Regions from separate parts of the Homo sapiens genome. Here region 1 is linked to region 2. A link is an interaction called in ENCODE POLR2A ChIA-PET data of the cell type or tissue named here. Cell type or tissue: Caco-2. All regions are shown on one strand.

Evidence for each region. Peaks named below come from ENCODE experiments on the same cell type or tissue, not always from the same donor. Only the 100,000 strongest peaks of a DNase experiment are listed, where the experiment ranks them.
Region 1: POLR2A ChIA-PET joins it to region 2 with 10 read pairs; 4 of 35 experiments call an interaction of 5 or more read pairs at or near these places.

What each region holds. Positions count from the first base shown.
Region 1 is chr4:87,105,669-87,108,168 of GRCh38, reverse strand. It overlaps AFF1 (ALF transcription elongation factor 1), which reads right to left. Exons shown (of 21, transcript NM_001166693.3): 9 at 2,487-2,500; 10 at 2,324-2,361; 11 at 1-10. Among named protein-coding and RNA genes, the nearest start is that of KLHL8, 110 kb to the left of the region's middle. In Caco-2, no CTCF peak of the experiment used is centred here; no DNase peak of the experiment used is centred here.
Region 2 is chr4:87,227,591-87,230,090 of GRCh38, reverse strand. It overlaps a transcript of KLHL8 not described here. Among named protein-coding and RNA genes, the nearest start is that of KLHL8, 8.2 kb to the right of the region's middle. In Caco-2, no CTCF peak of the experiment used is centred here; a DNase peak (open chromatin) is centred at 1,500.

The sequences.
Region 1 (2,500 bases), 120 kb after region 2:
CTGTGGAGCACTGCAAAGCAACCAAAAGATAAAATTAGAAGGCACGATACAAGGTGGATTTCTTCTTTCTCCCTTGCCCATTTTCCTGCTACTCAAAAGGGCGGGCCTTGGTATTAGATACACTGCTAAACTATCATGTCATCCAACTGAGAGAGGCCCAAAGTAGTTTAATAGAAAAGCAAAAACCTCTGAAAACTGATTGCCAGATAAATGCATAAAAGAGAAGCCTGTGAAATTTTACTCCTGAAGAATATGTCAAGTGATCCAAAATTTAAGTTAGATGCTGGGTGCTTCATATCAAGGGTTGGTAAACCATTGCCTAGGCTGGCTGCCTGCTTTTCTAAATAAAGTCTTATTGGAAGACACCCATACCCATTTTTTTAATGTACTATGTTTGCTTTTATGCTGCAATGGCAGATTTGAACAGCTGCAATAGAGACATATATGGCCCACAAAGCCTAAAATATTTACTATCTGATCCTTTTAAGTTTGCTGGTCTCTGTTACACATAACCAAATCAAATTAATTTCTGTAAGAAAAGCCAGTAAGTTAAAATCTCCCTATATTCTCTAAACAAGAACTGGGTGGTAGCCAAAGACCACTAAATATAAATGGTGTTCCTTTGCAAGGTGAACTCAAAAGTAACCAACCACTCACACTTCCTGGAAGAACTACAAAACGGACCATTCTTCGTAAGTGGCTTAGGGATCATCCCCAAATGTCAGACAAAGTAGAGATTATCTACTCCAAATTTTAAGAATGGGGCAATAAATCTAAGTTAGTAAGAAAACACATTGATCACACTGCTAGACACATATATAATTTCAAAGCATATATAATCTTAAAGCTTCACCCTAGATGGTATTAATTAAAGCAATAAGTCATTAACTATAATCTGGACAGATTTCAAATCTACCTAAAATATTTTCAAAATAGATTCATAAATAACACATATTAGAATAAAAATTATTAAACAATAACAAAATCACTAGTTGAGGTAACTTTAAAACACACACGATACCACTATATAATTTCCTCACAGAAATGCTGCACCCAGTTGGTGGCCCTGTCTCCATGGCAGCTGAAGAGCGTAAGCCAGTGATGAGCAAAAGGGGATACACTCTCAATGTTACTCCTGCCTCAAATTTGTACCCCCGCTTGGTCTCTTCTTTTTCCTTTTCCTCCACTTTTAGAAGTTAGGCTACCTTGTCATGTTTTATGAGTCATCATAACCCACCAGAAATTACTGAACAAAATAAGATATAATTGAACAAGCAAACCTTATGAATCTGTAAGAGTGCACATAATCACATGGGCTTCCTCCACATTAACTGTAACATCCCCTGCATAATGGACAAGATTTTATTGCTAATGTCGTCTCTGAGTGGATGAGCACATCTCAAGTGAGTAAAATAACTTTGTCCATGAAAGGCAGGTACCTGGCATATTACCAGAGGAAAGTATTATAAAAGAAGTTCAAATAGTTCATATTTTCAAAAATTAAATCATCACATTTCCTAAAGTATGGCTGGCTTATTCCATTTCCCATCACACTAAAATGTACTGCTGGTCATTTTGAAAAGCAGCTGAAACAATATGAAAATTCATGTAACTAAGAAAACAGGCATAATGGAAAAGAAGTTCTGGAAATAACTGAGCTTTATTGAAAACAGCAAATCTGTTACCTCCATTAAAACACTGGGCTCGTCAGTTTAACTTTTCAAATATTGATTACCTAATACTGATGATAAATTGTATTTTAAGCTTGTTTGTAAACTCCTTTTTTGAGACAGAGTCTCGCTCTGTCACCCAAGCTGGAGTGCAGTGGCACGATTTCAGCTCACTGCAGCCTCCATCTCCTGGGTTCAAGCGATTCTCCTGGCTCAGCCTGCCGAGTAGCTGGGACTACAGGCATGCGCCACCATGCCTGGCTAATTTTTGTATTTTTAGTAGAGACAGGGTTTCACCATGTTGGCCAGGCTGGTCTCGAACTCCTGACCTCAAGTGATCTGCCCACCTCAGCCTCCCAAAGTGCTGGGATTACAGGCGTGAGCTAGCACGCCCAGCCTGTAAACTCTTAAAAATCTTTAACATCTATACTGATGATGTAGATGAGTGTGGGGCTCTCGCTTCTATAGGGTTAACAACCTCCCTATGGCTGATTTAAGCTTCCAAAATATTAAACAGGTACTTTCCTTTTACTGTGATCCTTCAGCTCCTTCCCATGACAAAAAATGTGAAAGTACTAAATAAGGCTTTATTTTTCCCATTTGGTAAAAAATTGCAAACATTCTGTACAGATGGGGAGAAACCCACACGGTACCTTGGAGGTGCAGATGAGGAGGGAGGCTTCTCTGGGGTCTAGGCATTCACAATAAGGGGAAGAAAGACCAGGAAAAGAACAAAAAACAGGTTAGAACAAGCAGCTCAGATCTGTTAGATGTATTTAAAAGGACTCCTGGTATTACAGGCTGTGCAACACTTACTTGTTCACTGTCAC
Region 2 (2,500 bases):
TGTCCACACCTTTACTAAACTCTCCTCAAATTGCTGAAGTGTGCCATGAGTTTTCTGCCAGTGACCTGACTGAGAGGGTGGGAATGAACTTGAGAGGAGGGAGGAGTGAGATGTTTGGCCAAACTTGAGGAAAGGGCTCACGTTGAGAAGGGAGGGAGGTAAAACGAATATTCTTTTAATTCTTGTCTAAAGAAAAAGGGTAGGTGGTGGCGGGCACCTGTAGTTCCAGCTACTTGGGAGGCTGAGGCAGGAGAATGGCGTGAACCTGGGAGGTGGAGCTCGCAGTGAGCTGAGATTGTGCCACTGCACTCCAGCCTGGGTGACAGAGTGAGACTCCATCTCAAAAAAAAAAAAAAGTAGGCCAGGTGCAGTGGCTCACGCTTGTAATTCCAACACTTTTGGAGGCTAAGGCAGGTGGATCAATTGAGGTTAGGAGTCCGACACCAGCCTGGCCAACATGGCGAAACCCATCTCTACCAAAAATTACAAAAATTAGCCATGCATGATGGCATGCACCTGTAGTCCCAGCTACTTGGGAGGCTGAGGTAGGAGAATGGCTTGAACCCGGGAGGCAGAGGTTGCGAGCCAAGATCGCACCACTGTACTCCAGCCTAGGTGACAGAGTGAGACCCTGTTCCCTGCACCCCCCCCCACCAAAAAAAAAAAAAAAAGGAAAAAGATATTCCAGATTTGAGGACCATGTTCTGAGGGAGGTTTCAAAAATTCGGGCTGATGTGTAAATGGCTGCTGGTCAATGTCCATGCTGCAGAGGTGATCACATGTCATCTGTCCTGTGGTCTGCTTAGCCTCATCTGTTTTCTATTCAACAGTTGCAAGCATAAAGGCAGAGTCTCTGTGTAGTACCTCTACCAAGTAGGCATATATCTAATTACCCTCTGGCCTTCTATAATTCAAGTCTTAGCCGATGATAAAAGGAGCAACTGAAACCTTCCAAATAGGCTGAACAACAGGCTATTTTATTCTAATAGTCTAGTTTCACCTGTGAGGAAACAGGCTAAAAGTTTTTCTTCTGGTTCTGCTTCTTTGAAAAAGAAATGCAATTATAATTTTTTTAGTGTAATTTCCATGTTCAATGTTGGCTTTTAAACTCCCAAGGGGAATCACTTAGCCAGAGAAGCTGAGAATTTGAGCTTCTTTCTGTACCATCTGTGCAAAGATTATGGGTACATGGGTGGTAGATTGTGGCTTCATGACTGGTAGCAACCATTTAGGGGAAGAAATTACATCATCTACAAAAGGTTGCAATATAACCTCCAAGTATTATCTTTAAGTTTCCATGAAAAATGGTCAAAGTCCAGGGAAGTAAATTCACATACCCTGTCTGATTATTCAACCCTAGTTTATCTCTCAGTTGGTGGTTTTCATCTGCTGATCTCTTTATGACTCCTGACTTTTGTACCTTCTTTCTCCACTGACCCAGTAAAAGAATAGGCTTAAATTGCTGATAAAAAAGTAAAGAAAGCCTGAAAGGCTGGGCAGGCCACTTGGCAATTTGGGAGTAGCCATGTTTGTTCCAGTGCAAATATTATCCTTTTCTCAACTGGAACTTCCAAAGCCTCCAGGTCTTTAGTGAGACTGTTTTGGTAGAAGCCACCAATCAAGTATAATACGGTTATGCAATCCAATATTAACCACCCAAAGTTAGTGCCAACTCCACAGGTTAAGGGCATAGTCCCTGAGAAAACTGTCTTTGCTTCAGATGCAAGCAGCAAGTTTGGGAGTCCTCAGACCACCGTCACCTCTGAACCAATGGCTACAAATTCAGGGGTTCCCATGGCCCCCATAGGTTCAATAATTCATTAGAATGACTCACAGAACACAGGAAAGCACTATATATATAACAGCTGTGTTATAATGTTAATAGATACAAATCAGTATCAGCCAAATGAAGAGAAACATTGGGTGAGATCTGAGAGGGTCCCACACGCAGAACTTCCATGTCCTTTCCTCATAGAGTCAGGAGGTGTTGCCCTCCTGACACATCAATGTGTTCACCAACCAGGAAGTTCCACCAAGCTTTGGAATCCAGAGGGTTTTTTTGAGTTTCATTTATGTGGGCATGATTGATTGAATCACTGGCTCTGTGACTGAACCCAAACTCCAGCCTCCTACCCTCCTCAGGGATCAGGAGATCAGGCTGATATCAAATGGCAGAGAATATACAGGGTTGCATAATTTACTGTAATGTAATACACATGCACCTCTGTATGCTCTTAAATCAGGGTTAGGTCTGGCTATATAAAACCAAAAGCCCTGACACAGTGGCTTAAGCAAGATAAAAGCTTATTTTCATTGCACAAAGGGAGGCAATCCTGGACTAAAATGATGGTTTAATGGTCATCAGGGACTCAGGCTCCTTCTGTCATTCATCCAGCATCCTATACATGACTTCCAAAGACAAATAACTTAGTTATTTATTTAGACACGAGGTCTGGATTTGTTGCTCCAGCTGGACTGCATGGCATGATCATAGCTCACT